Linked DNA regions of Mus musculus: region 1 is linked to region 2. A link is a loop called in an ENCODE intact Hi-C map of the cell type or tissue named here. Cell type or tissue: left cerebral cortex. All regions are shown on one strand. Each heading gives the region's core, and the rest is flanking DNA. Links, peaks and the distances in the headings are about the cores only.

Region 1 (5,384 bases), core at 231-5,230, 53 kb after region 2:
CATCTCTTGGATCCAGTAAAGTGCTTAGCCATAGTAGGTGTTCAGCCAGTGTTTGCAGAATGGATGACTGAAGGAGATAGGGCAGCTCAGGGAACTGTACTACTGAGCATATTGCAGGGTTATAATATTGAATTGAATTTTTCCACTCAGCAGACCTACATAACAAAGTGCATCCCAGATACCCTCAGGTTTGTATGCTGGGAAAACAGAGTGCTTTCTCTTGATCATAGACCGCTACATGTTTTGATTTTAATAGCAATATGGCAGGGTTAAGGTCAACTTTGTAATATAATCTGGTGCCTGTTTGTTCATAGATATGAAAATAGATGTTCTTCACAAGATGCTCAAACAGATGATTGGGTGAAAGCTCTAGAAAACCTTGCAATAACTAAAAGGAAAGATCTCCCACTTCTGCTTTCCATCACTGTCAAATGGGGTACAGTTTTGTGCAGCCCCAACCATTCTTTCTTGTCTCATCATCTTCCCAGGTCCAGTCTTTGTCTGGCGAAGGCAGCATATGACTGTTAGTATAGCAAGGAGATGGTTCTTGAGAAATCCAGCCCCCACACACAATGCTCCAGAGCTCCTCCCCTGGGAATGGCATGATTGGATCCGCAGCAGGCAGAGCTGGCCCAGGGAAATAAGAGCTTGGCATAGAATCTTAGGGCCCTCCTGCTGGAGGGGCCCTCAAGAGAGTTGCTTCACACCCACCCTCCTTCAACTGGCTGGACAGTAGAAAGATGTGTAAGAAAACAAATTCCTGGCTGAATGAATAGAGGATTAAGTGAACGAGAGATGAGTCCCCTGTTCCAGAAGTCTCTGCCATCCCACTTGAATAGAAAGGCTAACTTTGAAGCCACTCTGTTCTCCATGGCATGATTTTGTATATACTCAGCTTTGGAATATGGTTGCCATCTGCTGCCAGTACATAAGACTAAGGAAGTATTGGGGTGGGTAGGAGGAGGCTGGGAGGAAAGAAAGAGACACTTAAATGAGCTAATGATCTGCTTTGTGTTGGAGTCTAGGTTTCAGAACATCAGTTCCGTACTGTAAGAACAAAACACCAGTGTGTCTTAGGCCACACCAGGCGCCGGCACATCAGATAAGGCCCATGCTGTGTAGTGTTCAGCCACTGAGCCTCAAGAAGTTTTGAAAGTGAAATTAGAGGAGCAAACCAAGGAAGCCAAAGTGGGAAAGCTCTTAGGGTAAAATATGATCAGAAGGACTCTGCAGATATGTGTCTTCGAGGTTACAGTAGTTCAAACATGACTCTACTAATTAAAGACTTGGAAAATAGTCTCAATCCTAGGAACTTAAAGATCTTTAAACTAAAGTGGAGACTTCTCCATCTACTGCAAAGGCATTGTGAAGCTTTTGTACAGTCACAGGATGAGAGTGACCCAGCTATTGTGCATTGTTGTGCACTTAACTATTGATTAAGAGCCATAGATTGCTGTCCTGGCAGCAGGAGTGGGTGGTCTTTTACAAGCAAAAACCCTGGTAAGCAAAGCCAGCAAAGGCAAGACCATCTATCTCTGAAAAGCAGTGAATAGCTCAGAGAGCTTCCTCTTTCCCTGATATTATCTGTATAAATTACCAGTTATGGCACAGGATCATGTTGATAATTTATATACCAAAATGACATGCCAAAGAATAATAATTAAGCAGAGATGTACACTAGTGAAAAAATTATCCCAGCGAAGTTTACTTTTGAGAAAGATTAGCTAATTAGCCAAGTATGACATTTGAAGGCAAGTCCCCTTCTACTCTTAATAGTAGCTCTGTCTCCACTTTGAGGAGTTAGCAGGATTGTAGGGCAGAAATATTTTCTGGCGTGAAAAGGAAAGAATTCCTTCATTACTATAAGCAAAGTGAGGAGACAGGGAGAGTTGTGGAAAAGCAGAAAATCAGATCAGCACGCATAGAAAGTGGTTGCAAGAGCATGTCGACCTCAGAGCCCTAGAATGACCAAGCCAGGAAATATTTGTTGGCTGTACAAGCTTTGGCCTTGATTCGTATCTGCCATCAGAGCGAAGTCATCCACAGCTGTGATGCAACCACAGAATGTTATTAATGTCCTCAGCCCCTCTCATATGCAGTCTCTCATCCCAGGAGCCCAGTGTGCCTTAGGACTCTGCTTGGCTTCTCCCAAGACAACCCCATGGAGCATAAACATCTTCATTTATAGATGAAATAACTGGTCCACAAAGGCCCGACTCTGTTCTCTGGCTTCAAATGTGAAATGATTAATAGTCATGATGCTGACCCAGCACGTTGTGCTATTTTTTACATTATTTTGGGCTTCTCAGACAAAGGACATATTTTATCTTTCTCATTATTATTTTTAATTACTTTTCAGAAAAGTCAAGATAAAAAAAAGAAGAAGAATCTAACAAATATCCCATAGAGATATTTGGTATTTTCTCTCTCTCTTTTTGAGAATAAATTAAGATCTTCTCTGCTTCTCTATGCTGGATCTCTGCAGATAGTCACAGTCTCATGCCAGTTTTCAGAGGAATAAGGGCTCATTCTAATGGCTGCATCACAGTCCCTTCTGTGAAGAAACAGCCTTTTAAATTCCTGTCTGGACACTGAATAACTTGTTTTTGGTTTAAAAACTTTTAACAGTTTGACCTGAAAACTTTTAAACATTACTAATATACAACCTGGTTGTGAGTTTAGCAATAAATTTAGACCCAGTATGTGAAAAGCCAAAGAGAAGACTAGTGGCTTTTATTCTCCCTGGTGACCTGCACTAAATGTTGCATATTTACTTTGTAAATGAGGACACCCAGTGGCCAGCAAGTGAAAATATTCTAAACAATCCCCGACACTGTTAACATAAATATAAAGAGCTGTTGTCAGCACCCATTGATAGATAGCTTCTAGCATCTACTACCAAGCACTGGTTTCCCTGGGTCAGGCAAGAGTGGAGCCTGATAATTTTCTACCTCACTTTCCAGACTAGGTGTCTCTTTCCCTTTCATATAAACGTGGCTCGCCATCTTTGGCATCCACTGAATCGTCAGTGGCAGAAGGGCCTAGTAGAATATTTCTTAGGACAGATGAAGTCAGGAAGTTGAGAATAACTTAACAGAGATCAGAAATAATAAACAGATGAGTGTGGTTTAAAAGAAGTGAGGTAAGTTCATAAACCATAAGTTCATGGTGAAGACAGAGCCATGGTTATTAACTAATGAGAGAGTAAGGAAATTAAAAACAAAACCCAAGAGGAAGAACAGATGTGGGCCACCAGGGACTAGAAGGACCTCCTGGAACAACGGGTAGGCTCACCTCAGAGCAAATGAGCCCTGAGCTCCACTTATTCTCAGCAGTGTCTGTACAGTGTCTGTTATGGAGAAGTAACCAAAGAGAACACCTACCCCTTTGGGGGAATGTGTGGGACAGTGTCAGGGATCCAGTTAGCAACCTGTGTTCTTTCAGTTACAGTTAGAGTTGTACTTGTATTTGCAGTAGGTAAGGTAGAGCTGTCTTATGGCTGTAAGACAGGCACAAGGGAAAATGGGGAAGGCATTAACTTACTGTCATTATAAACTATCTAGTATGTGTGTAAAGTACAGCTATATTCTTAAACATTCAAATATGTGAACCATTTCCTTGTTTTTCTTAAGAAAATTAAACCTAAGACTCCTGGGTGACCAGTTTATATAGAAACCTAATGAAGTCTCAAGACTGTCTTCCCCTCCCCAGATTTGTACAAGACATGGGAAATCTAGGGAAGGGGTCACATCCTTGGTCCATAGTGAGCTTTGTAGTTGGCATTGCTTGACTCTCTGATCCTTTTGGCTTCTAGGAACTACTCCACTCTCTGTGGTTATAGATGCCCTCAACATGGAGCCTGAGTCCCTCGGATCACTCTTTCTCTCAGAACAGTTAGTGTCCCTTTATGTCTAGCCCCCCAAAATATGCAAAGACATTTTCCACAAAGGCTTATGTGCAAGTTGACTTGTTTCAGTTCTCTTTTGTTTTGTCTGTGAGAGCCTTTGCTGAGATAGGGTCTTACCACATACCTTGGACTGACAAGTCTCCCACCTCAGCCTCCAGGATGCTGTGACCACAGAAATGAGCCATCGCTTGCTTACCTTTAATATTTTAAAGGAAGATGATGATTTTTCTTCTCAGTAATATTACCTCAATCTGACTTCAAAGCATCAGACTCCCCCCTTCATATCCTAGAAAGAGTCCTAATTAGTTCCCTTTAGAAGACCAAATTGAGAATGAAAACCCTTCCTTGTAGGGATTAATAAACTCTGAAACCACAGCTCTTTTGGATGAGGGAGCCCATGTCCATATACAAACACTCAATGCTTCTGATCTACAGGAGGAGGAGAAATGGGACTCTCTTATAAACGCCTTCTCATTCTATAACAACAAACGAAAATTTAATAATTCTACTTATACCTCCAAACCAGTGGAAAGCAGGAAAAGGAAGAACTCAGCATAAACCCTAGTAATCATGTGAAGTGTCCCAGAGAAAGGAGAGTTGTAAATAAGTTTCAGGGAAGGTTTGTAAGGTTTGGTGAGTGGAAAAGCCCAGTGACTTGAGAACTTTTGTAAGATGAGCAGAAGGAGAGAATGTGGAGTGAGTGCAGTCGGGAGACCATGGCACAGTGGTACTTAGCTGGTCTAGCACGCCCTAGACTCCACCAACAGCAAGCTTCCATCCTAGCCCCCAAGTGAGTAATGAATACCATATAGGTGGAAATCTGCAAAATGACCAGGCTCTTGAATCAGTTCAAAGATTCTGTTTGAGAATACAATGAGAATCAAATTAAACCAACCTGACAGACATGAGACAAGACTGTAAGAACACAGGTAAGGCGTCATAGAGCTCGGTCCTTCTACTCCAATCCATGAATACTATTGTAAATATTATAGCACTACAGAACAGGGTATGGAGATAGAATAATATTAAAGCAAACTTCTCCTTATGAGCACAACTGTGAAGTGTGCTTTCTGCTCCATTTGGTCAGCAGCGCTTCCTGGAGCTTTTGAACTCTGTCAACACTTCTGCACTAGCTTAGCATCATCTTCTTAGCACAAGAAAGGAACCTACCTGTTCGTTTTAATTTTATTTTAGATTTTTACATTTGAAGACACTTGTTCCATACTCCATACATAATCTAATATACTCATTAGATTTTGTTACTGAACAAGATATGGCCATTTAAATGCAAGTCTATAATGTGCATGAAGCTGATTCTATAATGGGTCACCACAAGTGGGCATCTGAGTTGTAGCTACTTACTGTCTTAAGGTGGCCTACACAAAAATCACCTCTGAGCTGCCATTTGACCATTAATCTAGCAAAGCATTGGGGAAGGAGGCCTGTACTGTTTAGTAGGGGAATGCATAGATAGCAA
Region 2 (5,384 bases), core at 321-5,320:
TCAGCCACTCCAAAAATGTACGCTAAGATTGGGCCAAAACAAAGAAGGCTAAAAGCAGGCTATGTCAGCAAGATGGTGGGCTTTAGAAGACAGAAGTATTTTCCCTGAGACAATATTCTACCAGACTCAACGAGATTTTAACACACACACACACACACACACACACACACACACACACACACACACACACATGTTTTAAAGTGACTTTTACGTCTTATTTTTTTCTTCTCCAAGAAATTAGCATTCAGAGAGTTGCGTTCCGACTGTGGCCCGATGTGTGCCTTGATCAGGAGTGCATTTTTATGACTGGGTTATAAACGGTCATAATAGTGAGGGGTTGGGATGGAATGCCTTCAAAAGATAACCTAGACCTACTGCAGGCTTGAAACTCTATTAGCCTAGCTATTAAAACCAGGAGGACAAACTGTTTCTTCCCTGGATACAAAAGCTGTTAGGCTACAGCTTGACCCAGTACAAACTTTTCTGAATCTCTCTCCACTTTACAAACCGTCAGCTCATTGCTGCCGTCTGCAGTGAGGCTGTTTACAGCTCTGTGCTAAGTGGAAAGTTCAAATCAATTATTGTCCATTAGAGTTTAGGTATAACTGATGAAATATCCCCAGAGGAGTATTGTAAATGTATCAAGACGTCCTTCCCCATTATAGAAATGGGGACGCATAGTGAATTACTTACCTTCTCTCTTGCCCTTAATGCCTCTGAAAGGCTGCTGGGCAGACAGAGCTCCTCTTGTGTTGCTGGGGTTTTGAGTGAGGACTTCACCATTTGGTGAGCATGTGTCTTGAGCTGGCAAATGTCTAGACTCCAACTTACTGTCTACTCTTGGTAAACTTTCGTGTGGATATAAGAAAATAAAAAATGAAAATGAAAAATTGAGAGACTGTAAAAATTGATTGGAAAGTAAGTACCGGGCAATCAGGTTCCCTTTGCATGATTGCCGTCTCACTGACAATCAAGTGAGAGACGCTTTGACGCAGGGAGAGTTGGTGCTGGGCCACTGTGCTTGTGAGAAGCTTGTTCCTCCTTGTTCTGGTTCTTTCATTCAGTCTTCTACCGGACAGAAAGGGAGAGTCATTCATAGCTAAGCATCTTCAGGCTCTAACAGTGATATTTCACCCCATGAAAGCCAGAACCCCCACACCCACACCCCAAGAAAAAGCCAGAACCCAGTAGAAAACAAAGATCTATTTGCAATCTGCTCTAATGGGACTTGCTTTGGAAGATGTTTTTTGCTTATTGTCTTTCTTGTTGATGCCCTGAGCCATCTCCTTGCCCCAGAGATCCCACGGCTGCAATGTACAGACTCTTCTCATACAAAAGTCTAGGTGTTCTTCTCTAGAGGGCTGTGACTTTTTTTAAACACCAGAGAAGTAATAGAGGAAGGTCAAAGAGACATCATTCTCCTGGTCAGGCATTCTCTCCTGACCCCATGGACACAGGTGGAGGGACACCTTTTTATTCTGAGTTAGTCCTATTTGGCTCCAATGGGCTGCCTGTGTGAATGTAGCAGCACACAGTTCCACCCTGACTACAGTTAGAATGAAGAGAAGATTCCTATTTAAAATGCAGCACTGATTTCCCTGCGTTGAACACCAAGGAGAACTCCAAAATGTCCCCCTGCTCGCAGGCTTATCAGTTATCTTAACAGTGTTTACCCTCAGCTCTCATGGGACTTCCATTCATCTCACTGTAGAGCCACCAATAACTGAACAGGAAATCTGACTGAGAAGAAGAGAGAGCACTTAGAACCCTTATTGGGTCATAGTATCTTAGGCTGTGCTATACCATTTTCTTAGTCTGTTGTTTTCTTCTCTTTTGGATTTTTTACATTTATTCATTCACTGTATATGAGTGTGTACTTACACGTGCATGTGTGTATGCGTGTGGGTGAATGTTAGCCATGGTATGCATGTGGAAGTCAGAGGAAAACTTGTAGGGTGTTGGTTCTCTCCTATTGTGTAGGTTCTGGGGTCAAACTCTGGTTGTCATGATCGGCAGTGGACACCTTTACCGACTGAGTCATCTTGCTGGCCCTGGTTTCTTTGCAGTGACCCAGGAATCCTTAGTCTCTGCTTTGGATATGCCGAACCATTGCTTTTTTACCAAATCACAGACTGGGAAGGTGGTCTCTTGCTCAGCGGGTATGTGCCTGGGTAGATGCTCTCCCCTGAGATGTGCAGCCACTCACACATCACCAGCTTCTAATAATTCCTGACATTTAAAGAGTCAGTCCATTTCGACCATTTCTTTCTGCATATTTGTGGAAAGAGCCAATGGTTTGCAGCATTCAGGAGGCACAGGATGTGCACCTTGTCGTGTGGATCGTATTCGTTCTGCCCGGTTTATCGGTTGTTTGTTTTCTCTTAGGATTTTGGGAGACTTCTTTAACATGTTAAATATGGGGCTAAAAATAGTGACTAGACTGTAAATCATTTGGGGGAAAATATTAATAAGATACAAAGAGAACTGCCTTCCCATCCACCCTGTGTCATAATGACAAAATGCTAAATGACTCTGCATGTCTGACTCCCTCGTCACTGGAGGTGAGGCCTCTGGATTCTGTGCCATACAAACCCCCAAATGTGAGAGCCTTAAGTGCAGGCTGAAGTACCAAGCGTGGGTTTGGATTTCCCTTTCCTGCCCCAGTACTCTGAAAGCATGTTTACTCAGCCTTCCCTCCGAGCAGGGTCCCTGTGCTGAAGCCGGTCTGCCAGCCCACTTCTGAGTAACAGCCAACACCCCCATCCAGCGCCGCCGACCGATGGGCTTGCTCGAATTTAAGGAGCAGGACTGATTTTCAAGTTTCTTCGAGCCATTATTTGTGTTCCAAGTTATCTTCCTGCATCCGTATTAATTTTCTGTTTCCAAAAGTAAGCCCCATGTATTTCAAGGCAGCACAGTTGCTTTTTCACATTTTCCAGGGAACTGGTGTTTTTAATGTCATGTGAGGACAACATTACACAATGGGTCTTTGGCAGGGACACACAGAAATGAATACCGTGTGCGAACAAACATTAAATGGCAGTCTTAATTACAGAGTTAGACTCTGTTGTTTTTAATGCCCTTCAATTTTATAATTTGATGGAAAATGCATCAACACAGCTATTTTCTTTCTACCCTAAATGATTAAGGATTGATATACCCCCAAACTGCAGTAGCTCCTTAGATCAGCTAATCAGGTAGGCCTTACATGTTATCCACTAGAGGGCAGTAGGGATACACAGCCACTCCAACCAATATGTGCAACATATGGTCGACGTGGAAACATAGTAGCCATAGCTTTCATGTGTATGAAAAATTCCCATTGCAGTGTTGCTTCACTTATAATTATATTGAAAGTAAACACTAATTCACAGACAGACTACGCATATTTCAACATATCCCTCTAGTGTTTTGTCTATTCTAGTTTAAAATGCCCTGAGTAATGAAACTTCTACTACTTCCCTTGGGAAGCTATATCAAAACCCACTTGTTTTACATGCCTGTTTTTTTTTACAAACACACACTCAAGATCTATTAGTCTTCCTTCAAGTTCATTTAGACCTCTGTTGCATACTCCATTTTCCCTTACAGCAAAGCTAGTTCCATTCCGCAAAAGATGTTTCCTGAGTATCCATTGTGTGGAAGACATACTTAGTTGAGGGATGTCCACAGCTGGCGAGCATTGCAAGGCTGCGGCTGAAGGATTTGCATGACTCCAAGCTACAGAAGAAGCTCGTCCAAACCAAACATCAGAAGAAGATGTTGGCCTAAGTTCTAAAAGGAGTGACATTCATAAAACTGTCATAACAGGAAAAAGTTTAGTTGAACTTGGATTTTCTGTATTGAAATCCAGAGTGCTAGTATTGCATGGTGACATCTAACATCACCTGAAAAACTGTAAGCTCTCTGGCTGACCTGGCGGTGAGCTCATGCCAAGGAGACGACCTGGGTTCTCACCAGTGAAAGCTGATCCTTTGGCCGATAGATCAGATTAGCCTAGAAGTTTAGAACCAATTTTGGGGTTCTTTATACCTACTTATGAAACAGAGGATATGGTTTGTAAATCCCACCAACAATGTTCCGTAGTCTGCTTTTCGTTTTTTTTAATCATCGACTCACTGGGTTCAGTCCCAGTGCCGCTACACACATTGCATGATGGGAAAGTAACCCAAGATCACATGCAGTACTTTGAGTTTGCACCACTGGTCTTTTACATATACTTCGATCATATGTATCTGAAGGAGAGGGTAGGAAAAAAATCCAAGCCAAGAAAATCCCTTTAAGGCTAGAACTCACAGTTACACTGTTACTACAAGGTTTCCCCATTTACATTAGAGACAGAGCAAAGTTATTTGCTCTGTTGGGTCTTTTTCTCAGATACATTTCCATAAGGCTGTCCTGATGGCCAAGGACATCCCAAGTAGACATGTCCACGGGTGAGAGTGTTCTGCCTCCAAGTGCAGAATGAAATGTTGCAGAAGTTCTAGGAATGATACATACCTCTCAGTGCTCTTTCACATCCTTTGAGCCAATGTAGAACATAGCCTATTCTCCAGGGTCTTTAAAGGCCTTTCTTTTGCCAATTAGGAGGGTAAGAATGTGCTGGATAGGCTGACTCTCTGTAGGAAAAGAGAAGGGAAGGATACAGAATCTTCATGGGAATCTATACAACAATAGTCCAGACTTCCTATCACAAACAAAGCTTACATCCAAAATTTGTGTCACCTGTAATGAAATCCACAGGAGTATTTTATATGGAAGTAATTAAGTGCAAATGTACAACAGCCATTTTTGTGTTTTTGTTTGTTTCAAAATACCAGAGGTGATTAGGCCATATTATGAACTAATTGCTTACTTAATTTATTTAAGTTGAAATGAGTTCTTGAGTTATACAGGACCCAAAACACGAACTCATTACTCCATTCTGCACACCACTGAAAAGAACAAAACAAAGACGTTAGCGCCTTTATTTCATTATGTTACAACACACCAACATTCTGAGCACTGATGAGGACCCAAGTGGACAGAACATCTGTATTTGGTAAGAAAATAAAATAAATAAATGTTTGCTCCATCATTTAGTTCTTCCATTGATGTGCTGAAATTCAAAATGAATGGCCAAAGGTAATAAAGTGGCATGCCTTTTTTTGTACACTTTCCTATGGAAAGTTTAAACGACTCTTCAAACATATTTGAAAACAGTAAATAAATAACCTACAAAATTCAATATTTTCTTAAATTTGGAAGTAAACCACAGTCATTCCTAGGCTTGAGTCTCTGTACACCAAGTTTCAAACCAAAGCATATTTTGGTATTTTGATGGTTGACTTATAACCCCCTGAAAAGAGGACCTGATTGTGTGCAGTGAGGACAGCTGCCCCTGG

The links. Peaks named below come from ENCODE experiments on the same cell type or tissue, not always from the same donor. Only the 100,000 strongest peaks of a DNase experiment are listed, where the experiment ranks them.
Region 1: it touches region 2 in a loop (3-fold over the local background); 5 of 42 quality-filtered maps call a loop at or near these places.

Annotation. Positions count from the first base shown.
Region 1 is chr16:43,590,223-43,595,606 of GRCm38, forward strand. The region is part of intron 9 of Zbtb20 (zinc finger and BTB domain containing 20); the gene reads left to right. Among named protein-coding and RNA genes, the nearest start is that of Mir568, 48 kb to the right of the region's middle. In left cerebral cortex, for the core only: a CTCF peak has its summit at 2,795; DNase peaks (open chromatin) are centred at 579 and 2,784; H3K27ac peaks cover 624 bases.
Region 2 is chr16:43,537,046-43,542,429 of GRCm38, forward strand. The region is part of intron 5 of Zbtb20 (zinc finger and BTB domain containing 20); the gene reads left to right. Among named protein-coding and RNA genes, the nearest start is that of Mir568, 100 kb to the right of the region's middle. In left cerebral cortex, for the core only: a CTCF peak has its summit at 3,220 (motif pointing right); DNase peaks (open chromatin) are centred at 2,954 and 3,253; H3K27ac peaks cover 2,445 bases.